Regions from separate parts of the Homo sapiens genome. Here region 2 is linked to region 1. A link is an interaction called in ENCODE POLR2A ChIA-PET data of the cell type or tissue named here. Cell type or tissue: HepG2. All regions are shown on one strand.

Region 1 (4,000 bases):
CAGATGAATGGGAAAAATAAAGTATGTATTATAGAGTCTTAGCTTTTAAGTTTTCTATTAAAACCAGTGCTTGCAGAGACATTCTATTTAGCAACTTGTTTTCTATTCCTGCAGATCCAGTAATTGCTCCCCAAGTAACAAAAAAGTAAACATAAACAGAATAAAATTTTCTCTAAACTGCATTAAACTCATCCTTTCTATATCTTTTCTATCTGTCTATATTTAGCTTTTATTTCTTACAACTTTTTAAAAAATTTGATGACAGAGAAACAGAAGAATAAAAATGCTGGGCCCTTTATCTAAATCCTGAAAATTCCTAAACCCTTAGTACTAGCTCCCAGGGTATTATGAGAATTAAATCACATAATGTGTTATGCCCAGCACAGTGCTCTGTATCATACTCTTGAGCACATAGTACTTGCTTAATAAACATTGCAGTAGTACATGTGTACATGTTGTTTTTTAAACCCAGACTTATTCAAACATTGCTGCCTTCTGTTTCCTCTATAAACTTAAAGAGCCAGCAAAGAATATAAAACTTTAGGATGGAGATGGGTTGTCCTTATTTGCACGACAAGTATTTGGTTGTGAGAAGGGTGTTAAGTGTAAGGGACCCTGTGCTCTGCCTGCTTTCTCTAATGCTAATAATGAGCCAAGGGGGAGCAACATCAGCATTGACAGGAGACTTGTTTAAAACACTCTTTCATAAACCCTTTTCAAACCTGCAGAATCACCTTACATAATGTGGGACCAAAATTACCAAGTGATTTATACTTGTGCCCTCCCCACAGCTTCTGTTTATTGTTCTGGGTGGAAGGATCCATGTTGTTTTAATGAAGGGCCTCATGTGACTCTAAGGTGAGGCCAGAATCAAGTATGAAGGCTTCAAAATACATTTTCGAGAGTTAAGTTCCACCTTTGCACTAAAGGGTGGTCACAGGGCCTGTTCTGTTTGGGTTTGGTAGGGACAGGTCAGTGTGGTGCATATTTCCATTACTGTAGCAGAAATTGCTGGAGTCTCTGGCAGGGGAGGGCACCTGAGGACAGGAAAGGAGAAGCTTATATTTTTGTCTTCATGGAGCAGCTCATTATTCCTGAATCTATTCTGTTTAAAAGACAGCAGTAAGTGAATTTTTCTTTTTCTGCCAGTTGATGTCATACTAGCAGGTAAATGTGGTACTGACACCTTTAAAGGCATATTCTCCATATGCAGGTGTAACTTGTCCAGAGAATCTCATCTGAGAAGGAATTCCAGAGGAGGAGGAGAAAGAAAAAAATGGCTTTTCTTCAGGTAAACATGTGTCAGATGAAGAGCTGTGTCCACTCTGCCTCCTGGACTGCCATGCGTTTAGTACTCACAAACCTTTACTTCTCTACTTGTGTTTTTCCTCCCTAAGGAGTTTGGTTTAACTACTTCTTAAAATTCTTATGATAGTCAAGGGTCTCTGGAAAACGTTTCTGTCCTATGTCCCACAGACTTCTCTACATTCTGTACGTCATAGCTTCTTATATGCCATGCAGAATGCTCCGCAAGAATTTATGACCTGCAATATTAAAAATGTTCCCTTTGTGGCTGTTGAACATGGAAAGATGTGGATACTCAAGGTTTCTATTGGGGAAAACTGTGGCCCTTAGTAAAGATGGAGAACATGTAATGTTGAGGCTCCAGCTGTGTGTTCCATTAGCTCTATGCAGAAGAGGATTAAGAAAATGCTGATTTAAATGGAATGGCATTTATTACCCAGAAAGTTCTGAAAAAAATTATTAGGAGATACTTGCTCTCTAGGGTGCTAAATGAAGCCTAATTAAAATTCCTACTAAAAATTACAGAACATAGGAGTTACCTGTATTTTGAAGTTTGCATAAACTGTTGTTTATGGTTAAATTCAGACTAGTTTACTGTTTTGGGGAGGAATATTTCAACAGTGATGCTGTGTTCTTCTGTGTGCAGTAGCACATCATAAAAATTTGTCCTAGTGCAGTTAATGGTTAATGATTCACTTGGTGAAATAGCTGATTGATTTTTTTCACTGTAGAGATAACTATTTTTCTCTTCATAATTATCTTTATGCAGCTGCTCTACACAAGTGATCACATTTAATCTGGCAGTTCTCCTTTTATTTTTTCTACATATTTTTCTTTAGAAAATGAAGGCTCTTATCTTTGTTTACAGGCTAGAAAAACTGGGAAAACACAGGCTCTACCACTTACTGGATCTTTGACAAAATATCCTTATTAGGCCAAAAACGTTAGCATTACTGGTAAGCTTGTTAGAAATTCAAAAAATCAGCGGGGAGCCCTGGCTCATGCCTGTAATCACAGCATTTTGGGAGGCCAAGGCAGGCAGATCACCTGAGGTTGGGAGTTTGAGACCAGCCTGACCAACATGGAGAATACCCTGTCTCTACTAAAAATACAAAAATAGCTGGGCGTGGAGGCACATGCCTGTAATCTCAACTACTCAGGAGGCTGAGGCAGGAGAATTGCTTGAACCCAGGAGGGGGACACTGCCGTGAGCCAAGATGATGCCACTGCACAGAAGCCTGGGCAACAAGCATGAAACTCCGTCTCAAATAAAAAAGAAAAGGAAATAAATACGTAAATCAGACTTACTCCAGATCTTCTTGGAAAAAAAAAAAAACCTGCATAAGGTCTTCAGCTTATTGTACATAATAAATTTGAGAAATGCCTAAGTGAATGTCTTTTCCATCTGAAAAATATTCACAACTCATTCCGTATGATGTAAATATAGCACTCAAAAATGTACATGTTCGTGTTCATGCCCTTAATTTTATACTTTATTATCTAGAAAAATAAAATATATGAACTGTTGTTCTGGATCTTATGGTGCTTTTTTTTTTTTATCATAGTTAGAGAATAATATTTCTGTTTTGAAAATTATTTTATTGGATAATTTTAGTCAGTGCTATAAGTCAGAACCACTTCTCTTTACTCTCTCATTTCACCTTAAGTCAAATTAAAAATTCCACACCTGGCCACTTGGTAAAAATGTGTGTGTTCTTCAGGGACCATTGCAATTTAGAGATGTGGCCATAGAATTATCTCTGGAGGAGTGGCATTGCCTGGACACTGTACAGCGGAAGTTGTATACGAATGTGATGTTAGAGAACTATGGAAATATGGTCTTTCTTGTTGAGGATAACTTTAAGACATAATTCATAATATACCCTAAAGGTTTTATTTCTCTTTTATGTAGAACTTTTTAGTAATCTATTCTTTGCATAAAAGAGTTTCAGATCCCCTTTTTTCAGAAAATCTTCAAAATTTGCTCATGCAGAAAAGTCTCTTCAAGATGTTTCATCTTAATCCAAACTTTCCACATTCCTGATTTGAGCTGTATAATTCACTCTAAATTAGTGGTAATTCCAAAAATTTAGTGACAAAGTATTCTTGCCCCCACCTGAAAATCTAATTGCCACCAATTTTTGATTCAGTAGTATTAGATAGTAAAATTAAGAAACCTACAAATTGAAAGCATTTTCTAAATATTTAGAAATTTGTTATAGATTAGTATTTTGTAATTAATTTACTAGAATATTTTATCACATCCTCTCTACTGAACACATTACTAGCTTGTAATTGGAGAATATGAGCACGATTCATGTTATTTATTCTTAATACAACAGTATTGTTGTCTCTAAGCCAGACCTGATCACTCATCTGGAGCAGGGAAAAAAACCTTTGGCTCTGAAGAGACATGAGATGATTGCCAACCCCCCAGGTAGGTATGAGTGAAAATGAATACAACGGAAAACACAGGTAAGAAGTCTCAAAGTCAAAGAGAAAACCAGTTCTTAAAATCTAATTTGGAAGTTGTATTCCAAAGGAAATATTTCCTGAGCAGCTGTTTTTTTTGTTTCTAAATTTTGCTCTCACAAAGGGGCATCTTCTGTCTTATGCTTTTAAATTCTCTAAGGATTCTACTTTTCTTTCAGTGAACTTCCTTCAAGTTCACAGTGAGAGCCAAAGTCCTCTTCAT
Region 2 (4,000 bases), 69 kb after region 1:
ACAGTTCAGAGCACAGCTCACATTTTATATGAACCCCATTTGCCACAGCAGCACTCCAGTGTCACATCAGAGTGAGGCCTGAGCTGCAGGAGGAGAGCCTGCAGGCCTCATGGGTAGAATTGCACCTTCACAATCATGGGAATGTGAGCAGTGTTTCAGCCTCAGTTTCTACTTGTAATGGTGACAAGGAAAAAATACTGCTGAATTTCCAGCATGAGTCCAGATAGAGATAGCTCCAAAAGTTCTCACTGTGAGAGTCCACCTCATTTGGACACCATAGGATAGTAATAGGGCTTCTGAAACAGACATCCAAAGCATTGGAGAGAAAAACAGATCTCCATCTGAGCCAGATTATTTTGAGAGAAAAATGTAAAAAAGATCTTTTAAAAAAGCTCAGGTTAGATATCAGATTGATCAAATGAGCCAGAAAATGTTCCCCTAAAAGCAATTTCTCTCTAACCACCCAAAGTACACAGCTGCTCTCATCATGAGAAACATGAGCATTACGAAGAAAGAGGGCAGATTTTCAGAAGAATTTTATAAAGTTTCTTTTCCATCTCTGCTGCTCTCTCATCTCCTAGCCACTGAATGGGGGTTCTATATTGAAATACATCTGACAACTTCCAACAACACTTTAAGATGAAGAAATAGAATTTGACTGTGTTCATATAGTGGAATATGTTACAACTTGCAACACAGCTAACTGAATAGCTATTATGGTGTTTGGGTGGCCACATCACCTGTCTTTATTTTTCCTGTAATAGCAGCATTCCAACTTAGTGAAATAAAAGATAATAAAATTGTGTTTACTCATAATTATTCCTATTGAGTAAAGTAATAAACATGTCAGACTAATATCTACTCTAACAATTTGGTAGTAAATTTTCTTTGGACATTAGATATAAATATCTAACTATGAATAATTTTAATGAACAGGTCATAATATATGTAGCTTTTTTTTTTTTTTTTGAGACACAATCTCATTCTGTCACCCAGGCTGGAGTGAAATGGTGCAATCTCAGCTCACTGCAACTTCTGCCTCCCAGGAACAAGCGATTCTCCTGCCTCAGCCTGCCAAGTAGCTGGGATTACAGGCGCGTGCCACCACACCCAGCTAATTTTTTATTTTTAGTAGAGATGGGGTTACACCATGTCAGGCTGGTGTCGAACTCCTGACCTCAGGTAATTAACCTGCCTCAGCCTCTCAAAGTGTTGGAATTACAGGTGTGAGCCACTGCACTCGGCAATGTATGTAGTATTTTTAAAAACTGCAACTATACTTCAGTTAAAACACTTTATATTTCAAAAGTATAAATAACAATATTAAAATAACCATTTAAGTGAATCATTCAAAGTAAGTATTGTGGCTTTATGTTCATACTATTGTAGAAAATATTGTTTTTGGCTCACACCGGTAATACCAGCACTTTTGGAGGCTGAAGCAGGTGCATCACCTGAGGTCAGGAGTTCGAGACCAGTCTGACCAACATGGTGAAATCCTGTCTCTACTAAAAATACAAAAAAGTAGCCGGACATGGTGGTGCATGCCTGTATTCCCAGCCACTCGGGAGGCTGAGGCAGGAGAATTACTTGAAACCAGAAGGCAGTGATTGCAGTGAGCCAAGATTACACCACTGCACTCCAGCCTGGGCAACAGAGTAAGACTGTTTTTTAAAAAAAAAAAAAAAAAAAAAAAAAAAGGCCAGGCATGGTGGCTCATGCCTGTAATCCCATCACTTCGGGAGGCTGAGGCAGGCAGATCACCTGAGGTCAGGAGTTCAAGACCAGCCTGATCAACATGGAAAAACCGCATCTCTATTAAAAATACAAAATGAGCTGGGCCTGGTGGTGCATGCCTGTAATCCCAGCTACTGGGAGCTGAGACAGGAAAATTGCTTGAACCTGGGAGGCAGAGTTTGCCTGAGCCGAGATCAAACCATTGCACACCATCCTGGACAACAAGAGCAAAACACCTCGAAAAAAAAAATGTTTAATTTATATTAATGCAGTTTGCCTACAAACCCTACACATAACTATCCTAATTGTTCTGAAGTAATAAATAGAAAGCAAGATACAACTACAGACTCCACTGTTTATGCACTGTTCTTGCTTTTGCAGTATAAGTACTTCAGCCTGCAAATATTGGATAATTACCTTGGATAATCAGGTTTCTGTAAAAGAAACTTAATACCTTTTAGTCTTTAGCATTCTGCATTGCTAAATTTAATCCTATCTTTCTGCTAAGCTTCTGTGTGCTCTTAAAATGAGCTTTTATCTAAACAAATCTGTGTCTAATTTAAAGGACTAAAAATGAAAAAAATAAACTTTTCAGAAGCAAAAATAAAGCAATAATTCTGAAGTACTACATAAAGATAATCTGGACCCGAGAAAATGACAAAGGGTTTATTTAGCTGTTCATATGATTTACATGTATTTCAAAAAAAGCAGAGAAAAGCATCTACATATAACCTAAATTCCTTAAGAAAAGAGAGAATATCAAAATATTTTTTAAGCTTTTTATTTATTTATTATACTTTAAAGTTCTGGGGTACATGTGCATAACGTGCAGGTTTGTTACATAGGTATACACGTGCCATGAAGGTTTGCTGCACCCATCAAACCATTATTTACACTAGGTATTTCTCCTAATGCTGTCCCTCCCCTAGCCCCCCAATCCCCTTTTTTGGAACTTTTTAAAGAGTTTTTGAACTCTTGGACATCAGAATTTTACACACTGTATGCACTTGAAAAAATGCTTATGGGGGAAAAAGCAGAAGAGAGAAAGATATTATAAAAAAAAGTTCATGAGTGCACAAGACCAATGCAACAGAATAGAGAGCCCAGAAATAATGCCACCCTCCTACCATCATCAGATTTTTGGCAAAGCTGATAAGAGAAATGTGGAAAGAATTCTCCATTTAATAAATGGTGCTGGAATAACTAGCTAGCACTATGTAGAAGACTGAAAGTGGACCCCTTCATTACACAATATACAAAATCAACTCAAGATTAATTAAAGACTTAAATGAAAAACTTAAAATTGTAAGAAACCTTGCAAGATAACCTAGGAAGTACCATTCTAGACACAGAAACTGGCAAACACTTCATGATGAAGCTACCAAAAGCAATTGCAACAAAAGCAAAAATTGACAATGGGACCTATTTGAACTAAAGAGCTTCTTCACAGCAAAGGAAACTATTAACAGAGTAAACAGACAACCTACAGAATAAAAAAAATTTGCAAACTTTGCCTCTGACAAAAGTCTAATATCCAGAATTTATTAAGAACTTAAACAAGTTTACAAGAAAAAAAAAATCTCATTAAAAAATAGGCCAAAAAAACATGAATAGATGCTTTTCAAAAGAACATATACATGTGGCTAGCAAGCATATGAAAAAAAAAAAGCTCATCACTAATCATTAGAGAAATTAAGAGAAACCACAATGAGATACCACATCACACCAGTCAGAATGGCTATTTTTAAAAAGTCAAAAAATAACAGATGCTGGCAAGGTTGCAGAGAAAAGGGAATGCTTATACTCTACCTCATAATTGGGTATATACCCAAAGAAATATAAATTATTGTATTATAAAGATACATTCATATGTATGTTCATTGCAGCACTATTCACAATAGCAAAGACATGGACAGGCCCTATCAGTGGTAGACTGGATAAAGAAAACACGGTATGGTCAGATGCGGTGGCTCATGCCTGTAATCCCAGCACTCTGGGAGGCTGAGGCAGGTGGATTGCCTGAGCTTAGAAGTTTAAGACCAACCTGGGCAACATTGCAAAATCCTGTCTCCACAGAAAATACAAAGAGAAAAATTGGCCAGGCGTGGTAACACCAGCGTGTAGATCAAGCTACGTGAAAGGATGAGGTAGGAGAGAATTGCTTGAGCCAGGGAGGTTGAGGCTAAATAAGGCTGCATCACTCCACAGCACTCTAGCCTGGGCAATAAGTGACACTCTGTCTCCAAAAATAAAATAAAATAAA

Evidence for each region. ChIA-PET counts read pairs that join two places held together with the same protein. Peaks named below come from ENCODE experiments on the same cell type or tissue, not always from the same donor. Only the 100,000 strongest peaks of a DNase experiment are listed, where the experiment ranks them.
Region 2: POLR2A ChIA-PET joins it to region 1 with 5 read pairs; 2 of 35 experiments call an interaction of 5 or more read pairs at or near these places.

Annotation. Positions count from the first base shown.
Region 1 is chr19:19,936,857-19,940,856 of GRCh38, reverse strand. LOC124904665 (a long non-coding RNA gene) reads left to right here. Exons shown (of 3, transcript XR_007067170.1): 1 at 1-1,122; 2 at 1,195-1,291; 3 at 2,174-2,339. Among named protein-coding and RNA genes, the nearest start is that of ZNF93, 38 kb to the right of the region's middle. In HepG2, no CTCF peak of the experiment used is centred here; no DNase peak of the experiment used is centred here.
Region 2 is chr19:19,867,361-19,871,360 of GRCh38, reverse strand. The region is part of intron 1 of ZNF253 (zinc finger protein 253); the gene reads right to left. LOC124904664 (a long non-coding RNA gene) reads left to right here and starts at 884. Exons shown (of 4, transcript XR_007067169.1): 1 at 884-4,000. It also overlaps the pseudogene BNIP3P10. In HepG2, no CTCF peak of the experiment used is centred here; no DNase peak of the experiment used is centred here; H3K4me3 peaks cover 702 bases.